Linked DNA regions of Mus musculus: region 1 is linked to region 2. A link is a loop called in an ENCODE intact Hi-C map of the cell type or tissue named here. Cell type or tissue: gastrocnemius. All regions are shown on one strand. Each heading gives the region's core, and the rest is flanking DNA. Links, peaks and the distances in the headings are about the cores only.

Region 1 (5,965 bases), core at 303-5,302, 1.5 Mb after region 2:
AGAAAAGAGAAAAGAAAAGAAAAGGAAAGGAAAGAAAAAGAATAGAAAAGAGGTCTGGAGAAATAGCTCAGAGATTAAGAGCACTGACTGCTCTTCTAGAGGTCCTGAGTTCAATTCCCAGCAACCACATGGTGGCTCACAACCATTTATAATGGTATCGGTATCTGATGCCCTCTTCTACTGTGTCTGAAGAAACTATAGTGTACTCATATGCATTAAAAAAATAAATAAATAAATAAATAAATAAATCTTAAAGAAAGTACACCTTAAAAAAAGAAAAAGAAAAGAAACGAAAGGTCTTTAGGCTGGCTTGACACACTCCTTTAATCCCAGCACGCAGGAGGCAGAGGCAGGATGATCTCTGAGTTTGAGGATAACCTCATCTACAGAATGAGTACCACAGCCAGGGATACACAGAGGAAACCCTGTCTCAGGAAAAAAAAAAAAACAACAACCCATAAACAATCATAAATAAATGCATTTTCCAAATACACTGCTGGGCTATCACAGGTAGACAGGTTGCAGTAGTGCTGGGACAACTCTGCGGTGGTTTGGGATGTTAGCTGATGTCATTCTTAGCTTTGGGGTTGGTGGAAACAGTGGTTGCAAGAATACATGTCAAATGTTTTACCTAATAGCCAAAAGGTTGCCAGGTCAGACCCAGAGGAGGACAATGAGTTAGCTACTAAGGGGGTACTGAATATAGGCAACATTCCAACTTTCCACAATCATGAAGTTCTAATTAGTCATTTAAAATCTTCAACACAAATATGGCTTTTTCTTCTGGGAATTTTGGGTTGCAGTAAAAATGCTCATAAGGGCACCTAATAGCCCCTCTCTCACAGAGTCATAGTGGGGAAATTGGTTATTCAGGTAGAATGCCAAATCATTAATTCCCATAAACAAATATTTATTGGGTGTGTGTATCAAGAACTAGATCCAGTAGTAAATAAAACAGATTGAACTGAGCCTGGTGCTTCCCATATAAATCTTGCTTTCAAATAGCAAAGAATGATGGCTAGTTAGCATAAAGATATGTTAAACTATATATGTACTTTACAAAACATTTTCTCATGACAAAACGTGTGGTTCTGATCTAAACTATTTCCATTATTTTTCTTGTAGAAAAAGAACAGTAGCCCACAAACATTTACAATGATAATATTTGGCTATAATTATAGAGACATTTCAACAGAACTCAAGACATTGAAGAAAAAAAAAAAACCACTAGCAATTGGGAATGAGAAAGCAAGCGTCTACTGATAGAATGTTGGATTATTTCATCACGCTCCTCTCCAGCATCCGACGGAAATCTTCCTAAGAAATTACACTTAAAATCCTATTTGCTTAAGGCACCACAAAATATGTGAGCAACAACTTGGGGGATGGAGATGTAGTCACAGAAAACGTGTTAGGGTGCTCTCCGAGCATGCAGGAAGCCCTGGCTGGCTTCAGTCTTCAGCATCACACACATCGAATACGCCCAACACTAGCGTGATGCAAGTAGGAGGATACGTAGTTCAAGTTGGACAGAAGGCTGGGCTACATGAGACACTGTCTCAAAAAACAAAAACAAAAAACCACCTTGGGTTTTTATTAGTTTTCATCTTAAAAAAATATGCAATCATCAGAGCTTCGGAATTTATTTTATTACATCAAATGCCCCTAAAACCAATAATCTTAGTGTTGTGATCATAAAAAGAGAAAGAGCTATTACGATAAGTTCTGGCGGGGTCTGGGAGAAGGGGGTATAGAGTTTATTCAGGGCATGGAGAGGGGAGTTAAGAAAGTAGACGAGGCAGAGAAAGGCAGAGAGAAGGAGAGAGTAGTGAAGTAGAGGCGGGCCATGACACATGGAGCAAGGGGGGGAGGGAATGGGGAGCAAGAGGGCAAGAGGCAAAAGAAAGGCAAATGAGAGAGGATGGGAGAGGGGGAGACAAGCAGCCCCTTTTATAGGGCCAGGTCTACCTGGCTGTTGCCAGGTAACCGTGGGGCAGCGAATACCTGGCAATTGCCAGGTATCTGTGGGGGTGGAGTCCAGACAGAATACCAACACTTATGGACTGTGCTAAAGGTACGGTTGGGAGTTGTTCATCAAAAAGATGTAATACGAAAACCCTAAAGATGTTAGACTCTGCCTATTGAAGCTAGGCCTTGGTTGGACATTGCTAGGCAACTGATTCCCCTTAGGTCAAGAAGCCAGGGAAGGCCAGGGAGTGGTGGAGCACGCCTTTAATCTCGGGAGGCAGAGGCAGGCGGATTTCTGAGTTTGAGGCCAGCCTGGTCTACAGAGTGAGTTCCAGGACAGCCTAGGGCTACACAGAGAAACCCTGTCTCGAAAAACCAACCAACCAACCAACCAAACAACCAAACAACCAAACAAACAAACAAACATATTAAAAAAAAAAAAAAAGAAGAAGAAGAAGCCAGGGAAGTGACCACTTTCCTGTCATGAACCTGCACAGCCTTGGTCTTGTTTTCGTTTGTTTTTGATTGTTTTTGTTTTGTTTGTTCTGAGTTAAGCACAGGTAAGGAATATCTGAAGCCCCAGGTTGGAACCTGAAACTTGCCCTCAGGTAAGTAGGCTACTCCCTGCCGCCACCAACTCCAGCCAGAAAGCCCCGCCCACTGAAGGTCCTGCTAGCCCCACCTCCCGGAAGTCCCCGGGAAGGTTCTGTCACCGCGGGCTCACGCAACTTCCGGCTACAGCCTAGCGGCTCGCCGGCGATTGGCTCCTTGCCCCGCCATCGTGTGACGTGCTGCCCTAGCCCTGTGGACCCACGTGTGGAGCTGCCGGCAGGTACCGGGGAGCGGCGGTTCGGCTGCCGCGGTTCCGGAGAGGGTGTCCCTGCCTCATCATGGTGAGAAAACCGCGGTGCTCCGGGAGGGAGCCGCTCCCTGCGGCTGACTTAGGCCACTGGCCGCGTGGCTTGGTGCCCCGAGTCCTGTCACTCTCCCGGCACCAGTCACCTTCGTCACCCCCGGGGCACTTCGGAAGGAGAAAGAAGGTTTCCCTTTCGCCAAACGCCCGGAGTTTCCAGTCCTGAAGGCTTTGGGTAACTCCGTCCCTGTGACGCAGAAGCTCCGCCCCCTGCTTCCGGGGTTCACTTGGGCCACTGGGTAGCAACTCTGGTTAGACCCAGAGCTGAAGAGCAAATACGAATGTATCGAGGAGTAAATCATCTGAACCTTAGTTGTCTGTGCCCTAATCTTATTTACTACCTTGTAGATGAAGTGTCTGTCTATATTTTCTTGTGGCAGGCTCCTTGTCTTGTTGATAAAACTTTTCGGGGACCTTCCCAGAGCACCCATTAAGAGAGACTTCAGGCATTTGCTTTTGATTTGAAAATCCTGTTTGATTTTCCCTCTTACTGATTTACTTGCTAAGAGCGGAGAGTTTCTCACACTGCCCCACATATTCCCCAGCACCTTTGAACAAGTGTCTCAGAGTAGGTGCCTAGCCAGGGTTTGTTGGCGAAGGTAAGTATGGATCCTTCAGGAGACAGGGACTCCTGTCCTGTCTGGCTTAGGTGTACAAATCTGAAATATCTGTTCACCCTCCACATGCTTAACTGAGTGTACCTGTGGCTGTGGCGTTGCCCACTGTGTGGGGGTTCTGTTTTATTGACCTTTCCTGATTATTTTGTAGCCTCACAGAAAGAAAAAGCCCTTTATAGAGAAGAAGAAAGCTGTGTCTTTTCACCTGGTCCACCGGAGCCAGCGAGATCCTTTAGCCGCAGATGAAACTGCACCCCAGAGGGTTCTCTTGCCTACACAAAAGGTAGGTCCTGTTCTGGAGCCACTACGTTTTTAGGTGAATGGTAGTTTTGTAGTCCTGAACATGGAACCCAGGGAACTTAAGCATGCCGGGCATTCTCAGAAGTTGGTCCTCTTAAAAAAATAAAAAAAAGAGCTGTGACTCAGTTTCCAGTTTCTGTGCTGATGTTTGATGTTGTGTATTTATTTTGATTGACAGGCTAAAGCATCTTTGAGATTATTAAATAAAGAGATCTTATAGAATATTAGTCAAGTTCACTAGTTCACAGCCTCCATCTGCACAGTATTATTTAGGCTATGGCGGTATGCTCAGTCTCTGCTTTCTCTTGGGATTCCCCCATATTACAGTAGTCTTCCATTTGCCCCCTCGTCTCTCATGTCATGAAATACAGAACATCCAAGCTCATGGATAGCTTTGGCAATCCTAGAGGGGCCGTGAGTAGGTTGGTTTATGTTAGCATCACACTTGTTAAAGATGGATAATGGAAACATTTTGGGGGATGCTGGAAAGATGGCTCAGTGTTTAAGTACTTGCTGCTCTTGCAGAGGACCCAGGTTCGGTTCCCAGCACCCATATGTAGAGTCACAGCCATCTATAACAACTGTTCCGGGGGTTTTGCTACTCCCTTTTGTCCTCTGTGTGTATTAGCTGCACATACACACTCATTAAAAGTGTAAAAAAACGTTTTAAGTATTTCGAGGCATTTGCCTCCCTTTAACTTTTCCTTAAAGCCACCCATTACACCACTTCATGAAAAGCTTTCTTTGGGTATAAGTACAAGAAACTATACTTACTGTCAAAGCTTCCAAATCTTTTCTTCTAAGCCTCCAGTGACATTTTTTGAGTGTATGTTACATATATTTCTTACCTAGATTTGCCATGCAGAATTGTCTAGTTGAAAGACTCGTTCTCTATGCCCCAGTACAGGGGAACGCCAGGGCCAAAAAGGAGGAGTGGGTGGGTAGGGGAGTGGGGGTGGGTGGGTATGGGGGACTTTTGGTATAGCATTGGAAATGTAAATGAGCTAAATACCTAATAAAAAATTAAAAAAAAAAAAGAAAGAAAGACTCGTTCTCACTCGTGTTATGTGTATGTGCTCCTGCTTCACTTTGTCTTTGAGACCAGGTCTGCGTTTTTCAGGCTTGTCATACCATACGTTGGTGGGTTCTAATGGCCTGCCTCAGCCTGGCTTGTTGTCATTCTGTTATAATTGTATGTAGCACTATGTTTTGGACTCTCTGTAGTTGTGGTATTTGTCAGGAACTAATGATTCCTATCAGCCACTATTCCTGTGCTGTCTACAAAAGTTGTCAGGGTCCTGGCCTTACTCGTGGCAGGATAGCTAACTCCGTGTTGTTGTCCAAGGTCAATGACGAGGAAAGACGGGCTGAGCAGAGGAAGTACGGCGTGTTCTTCGACGACGATTATGATTACTTGCAGCACCTGAAGGAGCCCTCTGGGCCCGCAGAGCTTATCCCCAGCACCTCCTTTGCCACACCCCTCTGCGACAAGACAGAAGACCCCTGCGTATACTCAGTAAGCTTTCTCGGCCCCTTTACATGTGAAACCCTGCAGCAATGGGGAGACTCCTCGTTTTTAAGTCAATAACTTAGGGTCAGAAAATGGTGCCGGTATGAAGAATATAGAGTCTCTGCCTGCTGTTGTATAGACATGTGTATGTCTGCACCATTGGGTGTAGGCCCTTTCTCTGGTAGCTGCTGTCAATATTAACAGCCTTTTGTCAGGTTCAGAACTATGAGTCATGTCAGGCAGCATTTTCCATAGAAGAAAAACAGGGCATCCTGTATCCTGACATAGTTTTATGATCATAAACTGTTGTGGAGGTGTTTTCAGATCTTTAACACTTTTGTGAACTCTGCAAGGTAGCCATAGAGAGAGTAGCATGGACAGGTTGTAGTGCCACCCACAGCAGGAGTGCAGACCACTGTCCCACGCTTTTCCCTTTACAGACAAGCAAGCACATTCACGTGTGCCTGTGCTGCGCCTGGATGTCCTGCGGGTGCCTGCCTCTGTTGAGGACGCCCCATTGGTGTGCACTTTGTCCTTTCATTCTATCACCTGGCACTTCAAAAGGGAAAAGATATTTATTGGAATGTTCAACAAAAGAAGAGAGATGGAAAGATAAGATTTAACTCTTCCAGGGCAAAGCTCATTGCTGAGGAAATA
Region 2 (5,885 bases), core at 886-5,885:
AAAAAAGCAACTGAAAAATCTAAAGGAAATAACTTCCTAGGTATATATAACTCACCAAAATTAGACATAAATTAGAAAACTTAATATTTGTAAGGTTATTTTATTACTTGAGAAGATCAAATTGTTTGGGGAATAAGCTTCCAAGTATTGGAAAAGAAAAATACCCTTACCTTTATTACAAGAACAGAAAAGAAATCAATCTGCTGGCTTCGTGAGCAATGCATAGCACTTTACTACCTGAACTCAGAGTTCACCTCATGTTCGACAGACATTACACAATATATTACTCTAATCATTTGACTAAATGATGCAACTTGACACTCTCCAGAAGACGGAGTCAGATCTCCTTATGGATGGTTGTGAGCCACCATGTGGTTGCTGGGATTTGAACTCAGGACCTTTGGAAGAACAGTCAATGATCTTACCCACTGAGCCATCTCTCCAGCCCATACTTTTGGTTTTTTGAGACAGTGTTTCTCTGTGTAGCCCTGGCTGTCCTGAAACTTAGTCTGTGGAGCAGGCTGGCCTTAAATTCACAGAGATCTGCCTGCTTTTGTTGCCTGGATGCTTGGATTAAAGGTGTGCACCACCCCAGCCCAACAATGAAAATTTTAAGCAGTCATTAACAGTCTCCCAAACAAAAAAGTCCAGGACTAGATGGGTTTAGTGCAGAATTCTTTCAGACCTTCAAAAAAGATCTAATACCAATACTCTTCAAACTATTCCACAAAATAGAAACAGAAGGAACACTACCCAATTCATTCTATGAAGTCATAGTTACACTGCTTATTTTCCCTTGGAAATGAAATGGTTTCTATCTAAGCAGGAACTTTTCACAATTTCCTTTCATAGAGGACTTCATAAAGAATTTCTTCTACTTCTATCATATTTAATGTTACAAATAGATTTTTTTAAATGTGGTTTAGTGCATATTACTTTTAGCTTCAGAAGACATTATGTATACTTAAGAGGCATTTAACTATTATAAATTATTTTGATGACTTAAAAATATCAATATTGAGTTGTATATTTTAAAATAAATTTTATTAGTTTAATAAAAAAGAAAAAAGGATGCAACTTGAATATGTATGAATATGAATCAGATTTTAATTACTGTAACAGGATATAGCAATGATAGATTTCTTCTAATCAAAATGAGCCCTTGCTGAGTTTAAAATAAATGAATGAATAAAGGCAAAAAAAATTAGACAACTTAAAAATTTCGCAACCAGAAATTAAAATGAAGCAATATTTTTTCAAAAGTTTGTCCACAAAGCAAGAATGAATGAATGAATGAATGAATGAATGAATAAGCTAGTAATGTTTACTACTAGATGTCCCTCCACTCCCCCAAGACAAGTTCCTGGCTGTCCTGGAATTCCCTCTGAAGACTATATTTTCCTAGACCCCAGAGATTCACCTACCTCTGCCTTCAGAATGCTGGGATTAAAGGTATGCACCACCATGCCTGACACTATTGAATTTTAGTGAATCTTTATGGAAGAACCTATAGCAATACGTCTCAAGCCATTCCATGTATAAAAAGGGAAGCAACACTACCATTTTCATTCAGTGATACTAGTGTTACTCTGGTGGTAAACCACATAAGGCAAACACTATATACCAATATTGGCGTTGAAAAAACAGGAAAGTTCAGCCGGGCGGTGGTGGGGCACGCCTTTAATCCCAGCACTTGAGAGGCAGAGGCAGGTAGATTTCTGAGTTTGAGGCCAGCCTGGTCTACAAAGTGAGTTCCAAAACAGCCAGGGCTATACAGAGAAACCCTATCTCAAAAAAACAAAACAAAAAACAAACAAACAAATAAAACCCAAACAAAAAGAAAAAAAATACAGGAAAGTTCAAATGAAATGTAAGTCCTTAAGGATGATACTATGCAATGGAGAGGTGGCAATAGATAAATAAATAAATAAATAAATAAATAAATATCACTGCTATAAAGAAAAGGTGGGGTGTGCTATAAAGTCAGAAGTGCAGACTCTCCTGGACTCTATCTTGTCAAGTAGTAAGACAGACTAATACTTTCCTAATGTTCATCATCTTCCTCCACTAATCAACTCGCATAGTTCACTAAAACAAGCACTAGCCATATCAGAGAAAGTATTCAATTCTTATTAGTTCGCATGTGTTTACCTTTCAAGTTTGAAAAGGACTGTCTATTCAGTCCAGTATTTGGACATGCAAATTTTAATCTAGTATTTAAACATAGTGTTTCTCATATAAGAATTTAAAACTTCTAAACTAAAAGCAATGGTTGTTTCCAGTTCCAATCTCCTTTAAGTACATGTTTTCAGTATCTCTTTACAGTTTCTAGAAAGGCTATAACGTGTACTTCTGTGTGTGTGAATGTATAAATTTTTATTTTGTGATCATTTTCTCTGTTAAAACTAATGACACCTCCACCCCCCACTCCACCCCACCCTCCCCCCCCCCCACCAAAAAAAAAAAAAAACCCACTGTGGCCCATCTATATGCATATGTCTGTAATCTCTACTAACTGGGAAGCCCTGGGTAAAGGATTTCAAGTCCAAAGCTTAGTTTGGCAATTTAGTGAGACCCAGTCTCATAAAAATAAAGACAAGGGAGAGAGTGAGGGAGGGAGGGAGGGAGGGAGGGAGGGAGGGAGGGAGGGAGGGAGGGAGGGAGGGAGGGAGGGAAGGGAAGGAAAATTTGAAAGCTGAGAAGGTAGCTTAGTAGTATATACGCTTGCCAGAATATTCCCAACAAAACACACACGCATGAGATAAAGAGAGGGGAGGGGAAGTTTTCCTTTCTCGCAGTTAAAGTCCTTTACGTTATTTTCCCCTTTCTTCTCTTTCATTCATTCCATGCAAACAAACAAACAAAAACAAAAGTTAAATTTAAAACCTCTATCTCCGCTTACCAGCAGAGAGCGCTGGAGCCGTGTGCGACACAGGAGACTCTCATTCTCCAAATAATAACTGCCTTAAACCAGGCAGTAAGTTTGTCTCCTTCGGGCACCCGTCGCGGACAAGCGTCTCAGCAACGGATGCGTGGGTGAGAATTGCCCGCTCGGAGGCGGAAGCGGAAGTATCTGTGACCGGCGAGTAGGAAGTAGCGCTTCCGGGAGTGGAGATGGCCGCGCTGGCCCCTCTGCCGCCGCTGCCCGCGCAGTTTAAGAGCATACAGCACCATTTGAGAACGGCGCAGGAGCATGACAAGCGGGACCCCGTGGTGGCCTACTACTGTGAGTCCCTCCGAGTCCCCGTTCTCCCGCCCGGTTGCGCCCCGCGCCTCCCTCCGCTCTTGAGGCCCGCCCCGCCCCCTGGCTTCAGACCTGAGCCTTGACCTCTGGCTCGGCCAGGAGGACCCCAAGTACTAGACTCCCTCCACACCCGGACCCCCGTCTCTCCAGCTTAGAGCCTCGGACACGCCTCCCGGCTGTTCTTTCTTCTGGGAATGAGAACCTCGATAGTCATAGGTTTCCCAGAGATGGGTGGGAAGGGAGACTAACAGAAAACATAACGAAAGCTGTGCATTAATCACGAGAGCTTTCAGGTCCCTTCCGAAACTCAGACGGTTCAGTGGACAGTGGCTACTACTGAAAATTTGAATTTGACTGTTCTTGACTTGTTTTCCGTACTCCTCATTACCACCAGTAAGAATTTGGAGTCATCCTTTAGCTATCCTGAAAGTTAAGAAGTTTAATGCCAATATTCCTAGTTTGAGATGTATATACTACTGAAGAGGACACAGTTTGAACTCCGTTCAGACATGCAGAGTTGGTGAAGTGGATAGGACTAGTAGTTTTATGTAAACTATGATTTGAATATTATACTCCTATCTTTGTTGCAAGAAATGACTGTACTCTGAGTTTCTAAAGAACTTTCAGAATACAGAAATGATGTGTCCTCTGTTGTGGACATTGTTAGCAAAAATCTGGACCAAGTCAAGCCTTCCCTTGTGGACATGTATGTACCTCATTTCTCAAATGTGCATGGATGTCCCCCTACCACCACCAATAATTGCCATTCTCCACTTGATTTATGATCTGAATTCCCACCTCTTCTGCAAGCCACTCGGTGGCTATACTTCATTTTTATAAAAATCATACCAGTATTGTTCCCACCATTCTTGTTCTTTTGATGATCTTCAAACATATCCTAATTATTGAGCCTTTTTACCTATTGACGAGCATTCCTAAGTACTGGGAAAAAAAAACTAAAACCCAGCTCCTGTGGTCCTAGGACTACTGAGAGGAGGGGCGTTTGAACAGTACGCATTTTATAATTTCAGGAACGGGCATAGAAGTGCCACAGTACTGTAGAGGGGACCTCATTTTCCTGTGTTCAGAAACACATTGCTCAGTTGACAATGGAAGCCAGACCTTTGTGCACAATTGCTGAAGAATATACCTTTAAAAGGAACAAAAGTCTGAAGGTCCACAGAGAAGTTTAAAAGAGGAGGAGTGAGGATTTGGAGAGTATAGAGCCAGAGAGAAGTTGGATACAACAAAGAGGCTGGCTCTGGACTGTGAACCAGGGCCCTTTGTTTCCCTCTAAGCCAATCCTTATTCATGAACCTGTAACTGTGCACCTTTGTCACTACCCAGGATCTTTTCCTTCCTGTGTCATTGTGGTCATTCCTGCCCTTTGTTCTAAGCTTGATTCCCCTGTTTTCTTTGTTTAAAACAACAAGAACCAACCAAACAAACAAACAAAAACAAGAGAAGTGCTTCTCATGTCAGTCCCCTAAAATTAAGCCTTACAGCTTCCTGTCATAGGTAAACTTGAAATGGGAGTCCACGCTTGTCCTCACCTTTTTGCCTGCTGTCATCTGGTTTTTATGGGTGTTTCTATTTCAGTAGCATCCCTTCTCCCTAGTCATGAATGGGCATTTTTATGACAAAGTCAGTATGGCTGTACTGCAGTTTCTGTTATGAGACCTGCATGATATCCATACAGAATTTAAGGAGCGACAGGAGGTATGCATGTACTCACATTTGATGTTACTGAAGTTTTAATTTTTGCTAACTTGGTGGCCCTGGATGCTGTCTCTTTGAAGTGATATTTGCAATTCTCTGAGACTTAATGAGGTTCAACATCTATTCACATGCTAATTAAGCAAGTGCTTTTCTTTTTAACTGCCTTTTGTTGCTTTTGCCCAGGCTTCTATTGAAATGTCACTTCCTAATAATATATACTAATCCTTTGTTGCATGAATTGCAGCTATTTTCTCCCAGTTCACAGTCTGGTTTTTCTTCAAGAAGTCTTTTTTTCCAAAATGCTTGATATAAATTGTCTGTCAGTAGCTAGGATACATTCCAGTTTGCTAGGCCTTGATTTCTTTTGTGTCCTCACTTGGGATTTTTCTTTCTTAAGACTATAACTGGATCTCTTATCAACTATAGAAACTTTTGTTGTTGATGCTATTTTATTATCACTCTTGTGAAGTTTCTATTACATGTGTGCTATCCTTTTCCTTTTAACTGTCTTCTCTTAAAGCTTTCATATATTTCATTTGTGGTATGCTGTGTAAATCCTTAAGGCCTTTTCTTCCACATATCTGTTGCTTAACACAGCTATTGAGTTGACATCAACATCAACATTCATTTTTTATTTCTGAGTACTGTTTTTTTTTTTTTCAAATCTTTCTGCCCAGTTCTGGTAGTTTCTTAGTATTAAGTTCATCTTTAAACCTTTTAAGTTACATTCCTACACACATAACCTATATGCTGTAAAAATCCAAAAAGGCTATTAATGTCAACATGATGACACAAGTAAAAAAATTCTCACGGAGAAATATTATCACGTGCTCCAGACTATTGAAATATATAATTTTCCTCCCACGCCAAAGAGTTGGGTTCTAGAGATTGCTTACTATGCAAACATGAAAACTGAGTTCAG

What was found. Peaks named below come from ENCODE experiments on the same cell type or tissue, not always from the same donor. Only the 100,000 strongest peaks of a DNase experiment are listed, where the experiment ranks them.
Region 1: a loop joins it to region 2, with 4 times the contacts of the local background. A loop is called at or near these places in 1 of 42 quality-filtered maps.

The regions. Positions count from the first base shown.
Region 1 is chr10:13,189,924-13,195,888 of GRCm38, reverse strand. Ltv1 (LTV1 ribosome biogenesis factor) reads left to right here and starts at 2,752. Exons shown (of 11, transcript NM_181470.4): 1 at 2,752-2,861; 2 at 3,650-3,781; 3 at 5,144-5,314. The coding sequence starts at 2,859. In gastrocnemius, for the core only: no CTCF peak of the experiment used is centred there; DNase peaks (open chromatin) are centred at 2,029, 2,198, 2,704 and 3,042; H3K4me3 peaks cover 1,572 bases; H3K27ac peaks cover 1,496 bases.
Region 2 is chr10:14,702,691-14,708,575 of GRCm38, reverse strand. Vta1 (vesicle (multivesicular body) trafficking 1) reads left to right here and starts at 3,087. Exons shown (of 8, transcript NM_025418.3): 1 at 3,087-3,226. The coding sequence starts at 3,115. It overlaps 1700016L04Rik (RIKEN cDNA 1700016L04 gene), which reads right to left and starts at 2,967. Exons shown (of 6, transcript NR_045824.1): 1 at 2,903-2,967. In gastrocnemius, for the core only: a CTCF peak has its summit at 2,914 (motif pointing right); a DNase peak (open chromatin) is centred at 3,019; H3K4me3 peaks cover 1,909 bases; H3K27ac peaks cover 1,331 bases.